2 separate regions of the Homo sapiens genome follow, and region 1 is linked to region 2. Evidence: read pairs that join two places in POLR2A ChIA-PET (ENCODE). Cell type or tissue: HCT116. All regions are shown on one strand. Each heading gives the region's core, and the rest is flanking DNA. Links, peaks and the distances in the headings are about the cores only.

Region 1 (4,398 bases), core at 324-4,323, 72 kb before region 2:
AGACTTCTGGACACAGGCCAGCATCCCTGACCCAGTCCAGTTTCTAGCTTCCTCTGGTTTGTAACAAATTCCCAGGACCTATGCTTGAAAGCTCCTTATAAGTAGGGAATAAATCGCAGTCATCTTGTATTGTCCCCAGTTTCATAAGGCCTTGTACATTGTTACTATTCAGTAAATATGGACTGTCTGACTGAATGACTGATAGAAATAACTGAGTACTAGCCCAACTCTCTCCTGCGGTCCTCAGGTTGAAAGCTCTCAGCAGGAGAAGGAGGATGGCCAGTTCTAGTTCACGTACTACTACAGTTTCAGCACAGAATATTGCTTCACCAAGAAAACTAAGGCTGTTTTGCCTGATCCCCTTCAGTGCCTCACTCTCTGACCTAAAATCTGCCCTCTCTCTGTCCCTGTGCTCATGCCTTCACTGCCCTCATCCTGTTCAAGGGCAGTCCTTGTGACTAAGCAGGGTGCACTATTCTTTTCAGATTTCTACCTCCCATTCATACCTCAGGCCAATATTTTCTGACCTCTAACACCACAGTTGTACTGAGCTTCCTCTCGGTGATGGCACCCAAGACCTCCTGATTGCCAAACGCAGTGGGATTTTTTTTATGGTGTGATGCACTGGAGACCTTCAGCTAATCTCCTTGTCACCTGCTACTACTTTGGCTCCCATGGCACCATCCTTTCCAGGTTCTGCTTACATCTCCTTGGCCATTCCTGTGCCTCCGTGGGCTTTTTTTCCTCTGCTCAGTCCTTCAGGGTCCTCCAGGATTCCTCCTCAGCTCACTGCTCTGGGCACTTGACACACTTTCCTCATGGTTTCAACAACCTCCTGGATACTGATGATTGCCAAATCTTTGTCTCCAGCCCCAGTCTCTCTCCAGAACTTTAGATGATTTACATATGTGCCACCTGGACAGACCCACCTGGAGGTCCCATGACTTGGGTGTCTCTTATGCACCCTCTCATATCCTCTTGGCCTCATTTCTGAGTCCATTAGTGGCTCTGGCAAGCGGTTCTACCCTGGCTATGACTCAATTTACACAGACAGTAACTTTTTTCAACAATTGGCTTAGACCACGCTTCGTGCCTTGGGGCTTCTCTGATGCCCCTGGATGCCTAGTCATTCTGGTTGCCTGTGGAAATGCCTAACACTTGGGCGTGTGCAACCCAGATTGGGGGTGGGGGTTGGGATAACACTTCATGTGGAATCAGGATTACTGAAGTACAAGAATCAGTGGATAACCGCTTCTCCCTCTTATCTCTCTCAGGTGGACAGTCCTGAAATGCAGCGTAAATGCTTCTTGGAGGCCCCAGGGGTCCAGCATCACTGTCCTGTGGCAGTGACCAATATGATACACATCCATTACTGGCTTTCCATTTTTCCATTTTCCTTTATCCCACCCTCCCTGATCCCTCTCTCCTGTTCTTGGGATCACTTCCCAGATAAATGACCCATGCAAAAACCTTTGTCCCAGGCCTTCCTTTGAGGGAATCAAGGATAAAATATCCTTTAGGCCCCTCTATCTCAATATGTCTAAAGCAGGACTCTTCATCTTGCCCTCAATCCAACTCTTCTTCTTCTACTCTTACCCCAATCAGTCATCAAAGCTAAAAACTGGAGACTCACCTTTTCCCTCTTTTTCATCTTGATTTCAAGTCAATCCTGAATCTGCCCCTCTACTCCTTTCCTCAGACCACCTCACCTAAGCTGCGGCCTCCTCTCAGTTCTCTCTGCCTCTCCTCCAATCCTCTCAAATCCATCCTACACCCAACCGCCAGCGTGAAATATCTCAAGCGCAAATTTTTGCCACGGTGTCCTTTACTTAAGCCCCATCAAAGGTTCTGCTGGTAGGATAAAACCCAAGCACCTTGTTATGACATGGGGCCTCCTGGAACCTGCCCTTTGCCCACCTCTTCAGCATCATGGCTGAACTGCTTATGCTTTCCAGCACCGTTCCCATTGTGCACTCAACAGAGAGGAAGAAAATGCTCATTTTGAAGAGAACTTTTATGTTGTCTGCTGTGGAGCATCCCAACAGCATAGCTTCTATGAAGACAGTGTTGGAAGAGCTATTCTCTAGACTTTTGCATCTACAGGGTCTTTCTGGACTCATAGCTTCACAATACACAGATCACAGGACAGTCAGGATGAGGGCTGGAAAAACTACTGGAGGTAGAGTCAGCACACCTGTGTTCCAGGCCTGCTGTGACACTTGCTAGCTGTGGGACCCTGGGTAAATTTCCTGGTTTCTGTATTCACAAAGTGGGAAAATGCCATCTAATTGCCACAGGGTGTGTGATGAGCACATAAAAGTAATAATGATATTGATGATGATCATGATGGCTAACATTTATTGAGCACTTACCAGCAAGGCAATGGCAATAAAGAAGGTACCCGGTAAGCAGTTCATGGCTCTGCTGCTAACTTAGTAATGTTTTCTCAGTAAGTCATTTCCTGTGTCTTGACTTCAGTCTCACCCTGCAAGCAGTGGAGTTGAACTAGTTCAGGGCTTTTGACTGGGAGGTCACTAATATCCTTGATAAGATAAAGTTCTCAGTTTATGAGCTAGCACACTGAGCTATTGCCTGTCCTAAAGTGGGCTGAGCATCCATCAGTTTTTAGCTCTGACATGCTCATTGGGATGCACACAGTGTGTTGAAGGTAACCTCACCAGCCTCCTTCCCCTGTGTATTGGGGAGAAAAGAAATGACTGTGTCCTGAGCAAGAAAGTTAGAGATGCTGAATCTCTTGCACTTTTTTTTTTTTTTTGCCCAGCACACAGTAACAATGAGGGTAATTCTGCCAAAAAACAACTTTTCTTGGCATGCATTGTGCTGTTCACATCCATGGAATTTATTGTCATATCACTGCCAAGTTGGACAAATTATTATCAGAGCCAAGTCAAATCCAAGGACAGCTTAAGGCCTGCCATCTCTTTGCATGATGTCCAAGCTTCTCTTGTGGCCTCCTCACCCCCTGTGGCTTCTGCACACCTTCCTGAGGGCCTGGTAACAAGGAAGACGGATGCTGGTACTCTGATCCTTCACCACTCAGCTCTAAAATGATGCCTTTGCTATAACTGGAGGGTTTTGTTTCATTTGTTCATTTGTTTCCTCCCATCCTTCAATACGTTATTATTTCCCTGTTTGAAGTGAAAATGTGATGGAGTAAATATATTGACTCTTTTCTCTGTTCTGTTACTACCAAAGTCACACTCCCCATTTTTGACTCATTTCTTTTCATATTTGATTATTTTCTGACTAGTTTCTGATCATATTTACATGATTTTCAATAATCTGCTGCTTCCTACATAATTGAGTGGACAGAATAAAAATCCCAAAGTGGGTGTGAATTGGAAGACAGTTATCCAGCCATGGTGAGGGGAGTGAAAATGCATCCATGCCAAAGAAGACACAAACTGGGCAGAGTGATTGTCCCCTTATTTCTCCGAAAGCCAGGGGTTTGTAGAAGAGCATTCCTGGGTGTGTTTCCTGATGGGGAGAGCTAAGGGCAGAGAATCTAGGATAACACTTGGCCTTCATCCATTCCATGACACGTCACACCTTTGGCATCTATTTGGCTGTTGGTAGGAAGGGGGAAAGGTGAGATGAAGAAAGAGGAGATTTGCCACCTCTGACTTCCCCTCATGACTCCCAGGTCATATTAGCACTAACACTAGTTATATTTTAAAGTGTCTTATTTGTTTATGTCACAAATAATGATTGAGAGCACACTATGTATATGCCAGGCTCTGTACTAGACACTGGAGACACAATGCAAAGCAGCCATACTCCCTGCTCTTTGAGGTATTCACAATGTGGTACATGCAATAAGACAATCAGATGTGGAAAGTGTCCAGTGAGTTCTGTAGAATATGGCCCACTTAGATCTCTTATTTACAGTATTGTGGCTGGTATAATTTAATTATTTGAGTAATTATTTGTTAGTGTTGGTCTTCCATTTTTGACTAAAAATCCCATAAGGACAAGGATTCCATTACCACTGTAAGTCCTAGCATAATGCCTAGCCTATGAGGAAGAGCTCAATAAACATTTATGAAGAAGGAAAGGAGAGGAGAGGAGGGAAGAATGGAGGGAGGGAAGGAGAAGGTGGGATGAGATAGAAAGAAAAGAAAGAGAAATCAGTTGTAGTGGTTCACTCCTGTAATCCCAGTGACTTCGGAGGCTGAGGCAGGAAGATTGCTTGAGCCTCATTGCTTGAGGAGTTTGAGGTTGCAATGAGCCGTGATTGCATCACTGCACTCCAGTTTGAGTGACAGAGTGAGACCCTGTGGAGAAAGAAAGAAAGGCAGGAAGAAAGTAAGAAATAAGGGAAAGAAAGAATGAGAAAGAGGAAGAAAGAGAGAAAGAGAGAGAGAAAAGAAGAAAGAA
Region 2 (4,398 bases), core at 204-4,203:
GGCGTGGTGGCACATGCCTGTAATCCCAGCTACTTAGGAGGCTGAGGCAGGAGAATTGCTTGAATTTGGGAGGGGGAGGTTGCAGTGAGCCGAGATCACACCACTGCATTCCAGCTTGGGCGACAGAGGGAGACTCGGTCTCAAAAATAAATAAATAAATAAATAAATAAATAAATAAATAAATAAATAAAAATAAAAAGTATCATTGTGCACATAGATGTCTCAGCTGCAAATCTCTTGGACTTACAAACCTGGCATCTTCCATTATGGATGTCAACCATTTCAGTTAAGTGCTTTCATCATTCAATAGATTGTCTAGGAGGATTTAAAGGGTATAGGAATGCTTCATATGTACAATTAATTCTCAGTGATGCCTAAACTTTACTATGAACTTCCATTTCTTTGTGCTAAGTATCACTCTCTCCAGAGTTGTATTTGACAGTGCCAGTGGTCCTCCACAGGCCAATATATTAATTCATTTGCACATTAGCATAAATTTACTTGGACTGCATTTTCCTCCAGGGCAGAAAAAGTTTTTGAAAAAAATGGGCAATTGAGGTGAGGGTTCCTTTGACTAACTGCACGTCGCCCAGGGCTGGCCTAAAGTTAAACGACCTTCATGGATTTAAATGACTCAGATAAAGAGAAAGTAATTAGGGTAACAGAGGGCTCATCTGAAGGCAAAAGTTATTTGCTACTCACAGTGGTAAAGGGGTACAGTAGCAAATATGGTCACGCTCTGAAAACAAGCACAAGGCCCTAGCCATGCCAGGCTGTGCAAAGACAGCTAGAACTGACGGTGGGACCAGGCTCCACAAAGATGGTCAGAGGTTTTTTTTTTTTTTTTTTTTTTTTTTGAGACGGAGTCTCACTCTGTCGCCCAGGCTGGAGTGCAGTGGCGCGATCTCGGCTCACTGCAAGCTCCGCCTCCCGGGTTCATGCCATTCTCCTGCCTCAGCCTCCCGAGTAACTGGGACTACAGGCGCGCCCGCCACCAGGCTGGCTAATTTTTTGTATTTTTAGTAGAGATGGGGTTTCACCGTGTTAGCCAGGATGGTCTTGATCTCCTGACCTCGTGATCCGCCCGTCTTGGCCTCCCAAAGTGCTGGGATTACAGGCATGAGCCACCGCGCCCGGCCATGGTCAGAGTTTTAAGCCAACAGATTATAATCCTGGCATAGGGAATGAGGGACAAATACTCAAAAGACGGTCGCCTAGCCCCAAACAAGGATTATAGAGCCCCAAATAAAAAGGTTTAGAGGGAATATCCATGTGTTTATGTGTAACTGACCCTCGTGCCAGGGAAAAACTGATCATGGCACATATCCAGAAGAGGTGGAAAGCCCCATGACATGCATCTCCACACTGAGTTCCAATCACTACCCGCAGGCCTGGGTTTCTTGTCCATGTTAAGGCTAAGTATACATCTCATCTGCCTCTTCCAGCTTCATTACCTTCCCTTCCCCCATCTTTTAAAAACTCACCCCTACCCAATCCCATCCATCATCCCCAACTCTCCTCCACTGAGAGTTACAAGAACTTTGTAATTTGGTCAGAAGCAGTAAAAAGTGCTTGTTAGTTGTTGCCTCTTTTTCAAAACCGATGTATCTAAATCCTTCAGTCTTTTACTAGAAAGGGCCCAGGGACTGTCTTTTGCCCCTACCTTTTGTAAGTGTGGAGTGCTGGCTCTCAGAAGCAGGGGCCATCTCTGCAGCGTGTCCGGTTCATAGCCTGGGGCTTGTTGGCTGCCTCCCGCCCTTGTTCTTTGATGATTTTGCCCTCCCCTCATCTCTGTGGGAATCCCAGCCCTGGGGGAAGGGGCAGAAGAGGAGGCAGGGCACCTTCAGCAAACACATAGTGAATATGAGTCACCACCATCTAATGACCTTTCCATTTGTTATCAGTTTCCACTACCTCAGCTAGTCTCAGGATGGGAAACAGCCCTCCACAGGTCAGAGTCATTACGTCACTCCTCAGCAGCCTCTCTAGCTCCCCTGTTGGTTTCAGGATAGGCAAGCAGGATAGGAGGGCGGGATCGGGGGTCTTCTGCACACTGGCTTCCAGTCCTCTTTTCTCCTCCTCTCATCTCCTCCCAGGACCTCATTCCAACGCATACTGTTCTTCTCTCACTCAGCCCAAACATCACCACCCTTGGAAGCCTTTTTAGAGGTCTTTGTTGATGTGGAGCTAGTCCCTCTTTCCTCTGGGCTCTCACAGCACTCTGTGTTCACCTGAGTTATAGCACTTGCCACATGATACTACGATGATTAGTTTACATATCTGTCATTCCCATCCTCCTTGCTCAGACTGTGACATGGGCTGGTGTAAGTCTTATTCATTTGGGTGTCATGGGAGCCTGACTCTCAGCAGCTTGCTCTCAGGAGGTGCTCAGAAAATGTTAACTGAGTGAAGGAAGGGAAAGGGGAAGAGAAATGGTCTTTTATTCATTTATTGAGCAAAACACAAGTAGGATGATACAATGAGGCACTGACGCAGTACAGAAAGCAATGGTGCTTTTAATGAAACTTCTTTCAAATCTGTGAACATGCTAGCTGTGAAGTACATGCTTTTATTCTTTCCATAGGACATATTTCCAAATAATGATCACAGTATTATGGTTAATAAGATGCTGGACAGATGCGTAGCCAAAGAATATTACATAACAACAAAATCTCATCAATGATATATCAAATGCAAATTTACTAAGACATCAAGAGAATATCTGTTTGTAGTTACATGGCTAAAAACAAGACATTATTACAGTAACCAAGTCCATAAAACTAGAAAAAAAGCACTGTATAACAAAAAGGCCTTTTAGAAGCTATTAAATGAACAAACATTATAGATAAACCAATTTTATATCTGAAGCAGCTTATAGCACCAACACGTTGGCAGGACCAGCAGAGGGGTGGGGTCTTTGGACCAAGGCATCTGGGAACAGGAAGGGCTCTCAGCCATCATCTACTGCAGCCACTTGTTTTACAAATGGAGAAATAGAGGCCCAGAGAGATGAAGCGCCTTGTCCAAGGTCACACAGCACAGGACAGACTGGGAAATGATCCAGGGCTATGATCCAGGCCACTGACTTCAGGTAAGTGCTCTATTTTAACATACAGATATAAGATTCTATTTGATTTGATGTATTTTTTCCCCATTAACAGGTCTACCATAAAAGAAAGCAATAAAACCCATAATGTACTCTGGTATTGTATTTATTTCACTGAGAAATGACTGGCATGTACTACGATCATTTTGGGGGCCTATATAGATCTTACATCAAAATTCAGAGGAATTAGTCAGATAACACTATTTTAGTTATAAATTGAGAAGGTGGCATTTGAAGAGAATATTTGGCACATCCTCCACTACGTAAGCTACCCTATGCCTCAAAATTACTAAATCATTGGTATAAAGTTTTGGTTTTTTTCCTGATAGTTTAAAGATTAGTAAAGTACAAAAACAGTCTAAATAGAGAAAAAGCAAGTCAGGTCTTTCCTTTAAAAGTTAAGTATGGCACTTTTCATTTTAATAAGGTAAATGATTTTAAAAACCTGACATTTTTTAGAAGAAAAAAAAAAACTAGCTATGAGCCATCACTTGTGAACCATCTGGTATATAAAATATTTCCCTTATTTAAAAAATGTTTCTGTAAAATACTTCGGAGTCATGAAATCATGCCGTGGTCCTGAGGCCTCAACTGGACAGATTTATGATGAACTAATGAAGATATAAGAATGAAAAAAAGAAAGAGATCACTGTTAACAGAAGCAGCATTAAGGACAAAGTATACTGAATATATTGAAACAGCTTCATGGAAATGAAGCCAAGAAGTTGCATGTATATACGTGAGAAAGATTATCATTACAGTGGTAGTTGGAAAAAGTAACAAACACTGGGTATTTGTCTATCATTAACATAAACCAACTGTTGCAGACAGTTAAACTGTGGCTTTGTAAGGAGAATAAAGCCTGATAAAAAAAGTGACTTCTGCATATCATATATATGTATACATATATTTTCTCACATAGACGTCTAGTTATAAGTAAATCAACATTTAGCTACAACTTTTCCTCTCTTGGGTCCAGCATCAAAAGATTTGATATTCATGAACATGCCCTACACCTGGTTAGGAAGTTATGTATTTATACTCATAGCCTTTATTGTATCTGACCAGGGTGAATAAAATGAAATCTCCTGGGACCTCAAGTCCATTTCTTACCACTATAAGCATATTAACAGATATATATCAAAACATACTTGTTTACTGTTAGGTAAAAGAGCATGTTTCAGTACTAAATAATAAACTATGCCTGCTACCAATAACATGCACATAATGGTATAATAAAAGTAATTTTTCATGAAAATATTTTGAAAGAAGCTACATTATAAATATTTAAA

Evidence for each region. ChIA-PET counts read pairs that join two places held together with the same protein. Peaks named below come from ENCODE experiments on the same cell type or tissue, not always from the same donor. Only the 100,000 strongest peaks of a DNase experiment are listed, where the experiment ranks them.
Region 1: POLR2A ChIA-PET joins it to region 2 with 6 read pairs; 3 of 35 experiments call an interaction of 5 or more read pairs at or near these places.

Annotation. Positions count from the first base shown.
Region 1 is chr1:67,627,052-67,631,449 of GRCh38, forward strand. No RefSeq gene overlaps it. Among named protein-coding and RNA genes, the nearest start is that of GADD45A, 56 kb to the right of the region's middle. In HCT116, for the core only: no CTCF peak of the experiment used is centred there; no DNase peak of the experiment used is centred there.
Region 2 is chr1:67,699,042-67,703,439 of GRCh38, forward strand. GNG12 (G protein subunit gamma 12) reads right to left here. Exons shown (of 4, transcript NM_018841.6): 4 at 2,434-4,398. Among named protein-coding and RNA genes, the nearest start is that of GADD45A, 16 kb to the left of the region's middle. In HCT116, for the core only: a CTCF peak has its summit at 1,979; a DNase peak (open chromatin) is centred at 1,860; H3K4me3 peaks cover 2,190 bases; H3K27ac peaks cover 2,426 bases.